2 separate regions of the Homo sapiens genome follow, and region 2 is linked to region 1. The links are chromatin contacts, found by Hi-C in ENCODE. All regions are on one chromosome and are shown on one strand. Each heading gives the region's core, a stretch centred on a gene start or an enhancer-like site at or near the end of the contact. The rest is flanking DNA. Distances are from core to core; before and after follow the strand shown.

What was found. Hi-C counts contacts between places; a loop is a spot of excess contacts on that map. Pooled maps may share reads with other maps.
Region 2: a map of CD8-positive, alpha-beta T cell shows a loop between it and region 1 (10-fold over the local background). The contact joins the promoter of TSEN15 here to the promoter of TPR in region 1. A Hi-C loop is called at or near these places in 2 of 168 maps with a recorded cell type or tissue (CD8-positive, alpha-beta T cell and naive thymus-derived CD4-positive, alpha-beta T cell), 1 of 37 single-sample maps with no recorded cell type and 11 of 50 pooled maps.

What each region holds. Positions count from the first base shown.
Region 1 is chr1:186,373,076-186,377,851 of GRCh38, forward strand. TPR (translocated promoter region, nuclear basket protein) reads right to left here and starts at 2,178. Exons shown (of 51, transcript NM_003292.3): 1 at 1,803-2,178; 2 at 284-388. The coding sequence starts at 1,953. It overlaps ODR4 (odr-4 GPCR localization factor homolog), which reads left to right and starts at 2,763. Exons shown (of 14, transcript NM_017847.6): 1 at 2,763-2,899. RefSeq lists a silencer at 1,313-1,362 and enhancers at 1,923-2,222, 2,383-2,432, 2,603-2,792.
Region 2 is chr1:184,050,113-184,054,632 of GRCh38, forward strand. TSEN15 (tRNA splicing endonuclease subunit 15) reads left to right here and starts at 1,618. Exons shown (of 5, transcript NM_052965.4): 1 at 1,618-1,778; 2 at 4,242-4,323. The coding sequence starts at 1,644. RefSeq lists enhancers at 537-1,472, 1,225-1,334, 1,395-1,524, 1,403-1,697.

The DNA.
Region 1 (4,776 bases), core at 928-3,427:
CCATTTTATAAACAATAATCAGATACTGTTAAGATTTACATGTGGCAAAAGCAATTTTAATAGCAAAATCAGAATAAGAATCCAGACCTCCTGACCATTAAATTCTGTGTTCTCACAAAATCTTTACCACTAAGTGAAAAATCAAAATATCACCATAATAAAAACCAATGATGCTTAATCAATATTTTCATGTTTAGTAAGCAAATGTTTCCAAAGTATATAAAGGAGTCTCTGAAGATTTCGATACTCCGAGAATACTTACAAAGATGAATTAAATACTTACTGAGTTTCTCTAGCTCAAGCCGCAAGCTTTGACACTCTCGGGTTTCATTCACAAGTCTCTCCTGACTGTGGGACAACCTCTTTTCTATTTCAAAATACTGTTGTTCTACAGCAGACAAGCAAAAAACAAAAAACAAAATCAAACACATGTACATACATTGTGAATACTGTTATTTATTTCTAATAACCTTGATTTTAAAACTTAAGATACAGTATTAGAATTGTGCTCCACATAAGAGAATCTGAGTAAAGATAAATAGACTGAGCACTGAAAAGGACTTAAAGCATTTCCAAACGACTTACATGACAAAAAATAAAAAATAAAAATAAGGCCTAAAAGGGGCTTTACAAATCAATGTCTTCAAGGCAGGTAACCTCATTTATCTTAGTATTTTCTCCAGACATCAGTAAACTGCTTAATAAATAAAGTATTTATTACACGAGAAAAAATTGTTTAGACAAAAAAAAACTCCTTTGTTTTAAAAGACTTCTTTTATAGTAGTCAAGATATTACCTGAAAGCATAAAACTACTAAATATATGTAAAAGTAAATGTGTAAACTTTCCAAGGGAAGGGATTGAATATCATGTTCAGCATAGTATCAGGAACATGTAAGACATTCAATATTTATGGTGCAAATTAATAAATAGAATGCAATGTACTATACTCAGCTCTGGGATCAGAGAACTAATTTTCAAGGTCAATTCTGCTTGACAGTTACACTTTTTTTGAAGTAAAAACTTGTTCAGAATTTCCAGTCAACTTAGCAAGAACAGTATGAACCTCCCCAAACAAATGGTAAACCAAAACACATTAACGGGAAGTTTGTATTTTACTAATGGTAATGACTATATTCTTCATATTTTTTTCAAGGATGTTCAAGCCATTATTGTCAGTAACTTTCTTACTTAAAGGCCTACTTTAGGTAATTACAAGAAAATTTTAATGTTTTCTATCAAACTCCAACTTTTTAAGAGAAATCAAGATATATTAAATTTATGTACTGCACATTCACTGTGTTTCCAGCGCTCTTATGCACCTAATATTCATTTTTGTAAACATCTGATTCGTTCTGGAGCCACGGGACGACGCACACACTAAGAACAAGTGCACAGAGTGGTCAATTTGGCAAAGGCCTAGAATGCAGGTGCCTAGAAAATAGGGCGGAGCCACTATCAGTTGAAGTGCAACAAAACATATAAGGTACTCTAGGCTTAGAGAGATGGGTTCGCAGACTCTATCAAGTCTGTTTCCCGTCTGCCGGACGAAGGAAAATAAGCGTCCCTGTATGAGCCTACCCTAACTACAAAGAAAATGCTACTGAACTTAGATTCAGATTTTTTTTTCAAAGGCTTCTTATCAAACTGTAAGGAGCAGGAAAGCGAAGGCTCAGGATATCCACAGAGCCCAGGAAGTGAGGTTAACAGAGCGGTACCCAGTGCCAACTTGATGGGGGAAGACCAGACCCAAAGGGCGGGAGTCGAGCCCAAAACCAAGGACGGAAAGAGCATCTCACTTACCGCTCTCCACCTTAAATTTCTCATGCCGCCCCTTCAGGCCATCGATCTCGGATTGCTGATCAGCAAGGAACTTTTCAAGTTTGTTCTGGACAGACTTGGGCAGCTTGTTCAGCTCCGTGCGCTCCAGGACTTGCTGCAACACCGCCGCCATGTCGGTGGGGCCAGGGACCCCAGTGGCAGCGGCCGACGGGGTAGAAGCGGAGAAGAAAGGCGAAGACCAGCAGGACCCAGACGCCTGGGCCGCCGCCTCTATCACCTCGCTCGGTGGCTCGCGCGCGCCCGCCCGCCGGAGACTCCCGCGGCGGGACCCTGGGAAATCGAGTCCACCCTCAGCGGCAGCGTTTCAGCAACAGCACCTCACCGCCCGCGACCGAAGTGCGCGCGCAGCCGTTGGAAGCTACGAACCCTGGGAACCCGAGCTCAGAGGCTATCCCTGATCCTCTTGCGCACCCAATTTTCCGGCTTCCAGCTCCACCCACTTCAGGCCTTGTAGGGCTCTGGGAAATGTAGTGTTTTTCTCATTCTTTTCCGGGAGCCCAATGCTGCACCGCCCTCTCAGCTTCCGTTTTTCTCCCCGCTCCCCTGGCTCTCCTATCTCGGCCCCGTAACCGCTGTCCGCACGGTGGCGCCACATACGTACTCGTCACCCCTTGGCCCTCCCTGAAGAGCTGGTGACCTTACCGTCAAAGCCCCGGGATGCCATGGATCGTCCTCGTTGGCGGCTTCTGGACACTGAGCCACTAGAGGGCATCGGTCCCGGTAGGGCCGGACGGCAGGCTCCGGGATACCGCCACGCTCTCTATGGCGCCCAGAAGGGGGCGGGGTGGCGACCGCAGTCGCTTTGGCTGAGGCTCTGCGGGGAAGGGAGGGGGGGCTTTTACGTCATCAATCTGCGCCACCTGACTCCCAAGTCCCTGGCTTTGGAGTGGGAAGTGAGGTGTGGGAAGTAGGTCGCTTTCTGATGAATTCAGTGGCAGTGAATTGAGACCGGAGGGAATCTGGCCCCTAGAGGCTGGTACTTGGGCCCGAAACCCCCATCTCCGGCGGAGAGACCGTCCGAGGTAATTGTCTGCCACGAGTGCACATTCTGAAAACAGGTAAGTCAGCCTAAGTGTAGTGTGTGTGTGTGTGTGTGTGTGTGTGTGCTCTCTTTTCAAGAGAAAAAGGAAGGGACAGTGTTGGAACCATATGGACAGTCACTCCGGCACACACTTCTGACGAACTTACCTTGTGTGAAACGGCGTACCTAAATGGTTTTTGGTGGTGGGGAGGTGGCACTGAGTGATTCAGTACCCGGGAATTTAAGGACCCGGGTTAATTCTTCAGGAGGAGAATTAAAAGAAACCGGTAGCACTTTGAGTGTAGCCTATGTTTTAAATTTTTCGTTGCAGAAACGGTTACCTAACATTATATTGTTTTTAAAATTGAAAACTGTTGTAACTGAAGTTTTTAAACACATTGTTAATTTCTACAGTAACAGAACTTGTATGGTTCCAGATCATAATTCTGTAGTTTTAAAGCTCAATCCGTAGATTGTTTCGTGTTTACTCTTATGAAAGAATTTGTTAAATTATTCATTGTAAATAATGCATTCCCAGTGTCGTCTCTCTGCAGTTCCCACAGTCGTGGGCCTTCTGTGAATTGGTGATTTAGTTCTTATATGAAATTTATTCTTTTTCTCTAGTTCTTACTTTTGAATCATGTTGTGAAGCCGTCTAAGAAATATAAATGGAAGCATTTTATGATATTTTGTAATAACTAAGGAAAAATAAATCAACAGCGGAGCTTAAGGTTGATTTTTCCCCAAAAATATTTTTTAGATAAGCATTGTAATTAAAGTTGCTGGTATATGAAGTATTATGCTATGTCCTAAGCCCACAGTATTATCATACTGTTGATCTGTCATTTGGGAAATGTAGATTTTTCTGTACTTAGATTCACAGAATCCTAAAATTAGATAGGTTTTCAGATCTGCTAGGATTCAAATGCTTTATTTTATAGATTAGGAAACCAGAGCCCAGAAAGGTTGAGTTGTGTCAGTCACAGTGCTTGGACCACAAAGGCTTTGGCTGATATACAACATTTCTGGAAAATTATGACCCTATAAGGCAAAATACAGTTGTCCCTTGGTATCCGTGGGGCATTGGTTCCAGGACCCTCTCACCTGCCCACCCCATGGATATGAAATCCATGGATGCTCCAGTTCCTTATATTAAATGGTGTAGCATTTGCATATCTTAAATCATCTCTAAGTTACTTATAATACCTAATACAATGTAAATGCTATAGTTGTTATATTATATTGTTTAGGGAATAGTGACAAGAAAAAACATCTTTAATGATACAGATGTAATCATGCTTTAAAAAAATAATTTTTCAATCTGTGGTTGGTTGAATACATGGAAGTGGAAACCACAGATGTGGAAAGCTGACTATATACATTTTTAGTACTGCCTTTTATAAAGTATGGTTGACTACATTTAAAAATTTTGAAAGAGCACTAAAGAAAAATTTATCTGACATTCAATCAGATTTCATAATTGAATAGATTTTCATCTCCCTATTACATTCAGTTTCTTACACATTAATATGGCTACTAGGTGACACCCTAGAAGAAATAAGGTTAAAAGGTTAAATATAACTTTAGAATTACTTGTATTTGTTGCAAGAATTAAGAATTATTAGACCAGAAGGAAAAGGAGTATAATATGATATAGAGGAAAGTAGATACATAGAATTGCATACCTTAAGGCATTACTAAAAGGTAAAAGCCCTTAACTTCACAGAGGCAACAGTGATATTTAGACAAGCATTCCTAGACTTAGTCTCTAAAAAATGATATGCAAATCTGATTCACGTCTATTGTTGTCAAAAAAGAGCTAGGAAGGCCAGGCATGGTGACTCACACCTGTAATCCCAGCACTTTGGGAGGCCAAGGCAGGCAGATCACACGGTCAGGAGATCGAGACTATCC
Region 2 (4,520 bases), core at 368-2,867, 2.3 Mb before region 1:
AAAAATCTTTTTTTTTCTTTTTCTTTGCTGAGATTTTCTATTTGTCTCCTGAGATTTTCATTCATTGAAAACATGTTTTACTTCATTGAGGATAGTTATAATAGTCACTTTAAAATCCTTATCTGTCAGTTTCAATATCTGATTCATCTCAGGGTTGATCTCTAGAGTATGCGATCCATTTCCTTGAATTTCATATGTCAGATAGTTTTGGATAGTACTCTGGACTTTGTGAGTGTTAAGTGGAGAGTCTGGATTCTATTATTCTTCTCTGATGAGTGTTATTTCCTTTGTATTAGTAGGTAATTTTCCCGGCTAGATTTTAACTGAAAACTCTCTCCCTTTTGGAGACAGCTCTGGTCTCAGTTCAGATCTTTTGTTTTTAACTGAGCTGCTGTGATTCTGTTTTGGGTGGTTCAGGATCTCTCAGAGATGTGGGTTGACAGTTTGGGGATCCACTCTCTGACTCCTTCCTTGGGATTTCTTAATCTCTTCAGAATTCAAAATTTTCTGTCTTCACTTTTCTGCTTCCCCAGACAAGAATAACTGATAAGTTTTATACATGCATCCCTGGTACTGCTGAGCCTGACTTCTGGACTGCACTTTGCCCCAAGCTAAATGCCAAAGAGAGGAGAATTTTCTTGTGGAGTTCTTGATCTTCAAGCAAGCTTGCCCTTCCTACCAGTCTGCTGTTCACATTCCAGTATATTCAGCTTTTTGTATTGTGTCCAAGTGTAGTTCCTGATCTTCAAGCAAGCTTGCCCTTCCTACCAGTCCACTATTCACATTCCAGTATATTCAGCTTTTTGCATTGTGTCCAAATTGTTTTCTGCTGGGGGATGGTCCACTAGGGTCTTAGTCTATCATGGTTGAAAACAGAAGTTATGTCCTGCCTGGGACTTTGGATTTTGAGTCACCCTTGTCCTGGTCAATGCGATAGCCTCCTAACCAGTCTCTGTTTGTGTCCTTGCTCCCTCCAGTCTATCCTCAACATATCAGTCAGAGTGATCCTATGAAAACGTCCAGGAGCCTCCAATAGCTTCCCATTTCACTCACAGTAAATTAAAAAATACTTAAAATGTGCTACTCTGCCTGTTTGAAACTCCTCATCCTTGGCTTCCAGATCACATGCTTATGCTAGTTTGTATCCTACCTTTCTGAACACTCGTTCAGCAACTCGTGTTTCCTCTAATCCTGAAACGTGGGTCCACCCTGAAAGTATGGTTCTACTTTAAAGTTCTATGTCAGGGCACTGAGTAAGGCCTTTCCCGTCCCCAGCAATCAGAAACCAGGACCCCACTGCTGAAGGCAAAGAGGACGTATGTATCCCCCAACTTTCTCAGAGAGTTATCGGCAGCACTGACTTAAAGAGGATTAAGAGCTTCAGGGCGCAGGCTACTCTTTAATATTTTTCACGTTAGAATTTGCTCAGATTTGAATAAACGCAGAGCGAAACTAGAGAGCGTTCGCGCAGGTTCTAGCTACCTTGGTCAGAAGGAGGGGCTGATGCAACTTTCCTCCCAGTTTCTGAGCCCTCTCGCACTGCAGCTGCGAGCCTCGGGGAAGCGGAACCCACAGGCGCGCGCGCCGCTGCTTCTGGCCGGGCGCGGGTCGTGGTGCACCACGGGAGCGCCGCACCGGCCGGCATGGAGGAGCGCGGCGATTCCGAGCCGACCCCCGGCTGCAGCGGCCTGGGTCCGGGCGGTGTTCGCGGCTTTGGCGACGGCGGTGGAGCTCCTTCGTGGGCCCCTGAGGACGCCTGGATGGGCACTCACCCTAAGGTCAGGAGGCGCGAGAGGAGCAGGGCGCCGTCCAGGCCCCTAACCCAGGCAGAACACTCCCAGGCAGCTCTCTTTCTTTCTTCCTCAGTGGGAGACTGAGGACGCGCGCCACCCTCACCGAGGGGGACCGGTGTGCACAACTGCCAGCCTCAGGCAGCATCGGTTTTGTTTGTTTAAACAAGTTGCACTATCTCAATCCCCCAGCCAAAGCCATTTTGGAACTGAGAGCCAGACAGTAACTCCGCCCCTCTCAAGCCGGAGATCCCTAATAAGCGCTCCACTAGTTTTGCTGTCTAGGTAAATCCCCTTTGGGGGATAAATTTATTTAATCCTCACGGTAACCATGCAAGACAATTTGTGGGCGATGGATAAGATCTAGGGGTCCATAGTGATAAAGATTTAAGCACAGTCACGTTTACACTTAGCCTTGGGCCCAGAATGCATCTTTATTTTGAAAAGGTGCAGATTCCTAATATTTCAGATTTCTTCGAAAGTTTGAATAGGTTCTTGCTCAAAGCAGAGCTACTCACATTTTGCGTGTATTTTTCTAGATTAGCAGCAGGCGAGATCAAGATAGTCCTCTGCTTACTTCTGCTTGAGACATTACTGCCTTGTACAAGTACGGTTCCAAGCAGTGAATAGACAGTGAATGGAGATGTGGGTTTTGTAAGAATCTCAAAAACTAGTCTCTACGGTACTTTAACAGAATTGCACTCTTCTGCTAGAGAGCAATAATTCATAATCATCTAAAAACAGCCAAGAAAAAATTTGAAGGTATAAGTTTGAAGAGTTAACCTTTTTCAGCTTCTCTTGCTTAATTTTATCTTCCTACTCTGTCCCCTTCATCCTCCCAAAAGGTGAGAAAAAGAAACAATAGCATGGAAATATTATTTAGTGCCCTTTTAGGGAAACAATAGCATGGAGAGGCAGCATATTGGTTAGGCGCATGAACTCAAAATCAGACTCAGTTTAAATCCTGATTCTGTCACTTATCAACCTTGTGATTTGGGACAAGTTGCTTGATCTTATTATGCCTTAGTTTCCTCACCTGAAAAATGGGGATATTAATAGTCCATACTTACTTATACGGTTGTTACAGGATTAAATTAATGAATATTTGTAAGCCATTCAACATACAGAAAGCACTATATAAGTACTTAATAAGCGAAACACCAGTAACAACTTTTTAAGACTTTATCTAGATTTGGTGGTGTTATTCAGTTTATATACTTGTAGATTGTTTTCTTTTTCAAGTTAATGGCTGTATACACCTTGACCATCAAATCTCCCCTTTTGATTTCTCTTCTTGAAGGATCAAATTAATTTTTAAAAGAAAAAGAACAAGTAATAAAATAATAGGGGGTATTTGTTTTTCCAATTTCACCTTTCTGTTAATTTAAAAATTATGTAGTTTCATCCAGTAAAATGGTACCAGATTTATTATCCCCAAACACACTTTTATTTTATTATTCTCCTGCTTAGAAATCCTCAGTGTTTCCATACTGATAAAATCACATGTTTAGCTTGACCACCAAAGCCTTGTAACCTGGCTCAAAATTATGTTTTGGGTGTTATTTTCAAAACATGTTTGAAGTCGACAACTAATTAACCCCTGTCCTCCTGAACCTGTACAGTTACAGTGAAGCTGATGGGAGAATGTGACTTTAGACCTGTCCCCATGCAGGTCTGCTAATAATTCAACTCAGCATTAGCCCTGCATATCCACCTAGTCGCTGGCATAGCTGGGCAGCCTCAGAATTCTCCTGCAGGTGTAGGCCCCTGAAAAGTATTCCCCTTATGCTGACCAGTAGTCTGAAAGAAGCAGCTTTCTCTAGTTCCTTGTCAATTCCTTTTAAAAAATCTACTCTTAAAGTGAGAAAGAGTGGGTAGAGAGGCTAGGACTGATACTCTAGCAGATTCTCTCCATATACAAATAAGAGGCTAGGGAAATACACAGTACCCACTAACATGTCCCATCACAAGTTTTATTAAAAAGGTTTCTCTATTGCTGGCAGATAGGTTTCTTTACAGGCCCTTGAATGTATGTGGCTTAATCCCACCTTTGTGTAATTACCTGCAGTATTACTCTACTTCTCCACTTACTTAAATCATAATGTTCTTCAGTGCTCAACTTGTATCCCATCCCACCTCTGCTATAAATCTTTCACCAGTCCCTCTGAGTAGAGCTCTTCTGACCTGCTGTGTCATGTTTTTTATTCCATTTACATGGTTTTTAATCACTTACAGTCATATATTGTTATTTGCCTAACAATTTTAAGTGTGCATGTATTTAACAATTGCAAGTTCTTTAGAGACAGAGATAAGATCTTATATTGCCTTTTAACTTCCACTATACCTAGAAGAATTTTATAGATTATATATGCTTGATGACCACTTGATGATTGGAAGAAAATATTAAATAATTTTTTCTTCTCAATTTGACAATTATATTTTAATTTTCAGTATCTAGAAATGATGGAATTAGATATAGGAGATGCCACCCAAGTTTATGTAGCGTTCTTGGTTTACCTGGACCTCATGGAAAGTAAGTTGTTTGTTTATATTGTTTTGTTATTGGGACTGTGGTAGAGATTTGGGGGGTTGGATTGGGATATAGCATTCTTAACATAATAAGCAATCTTTTATGCATTTGCTGTTAATTTTGCAATTTATTTATTTACATTGGGAATTACTGAGTAACAGAAGCTACTAGAAAAGCAAAGACAGGAGGTAGTGTTACGA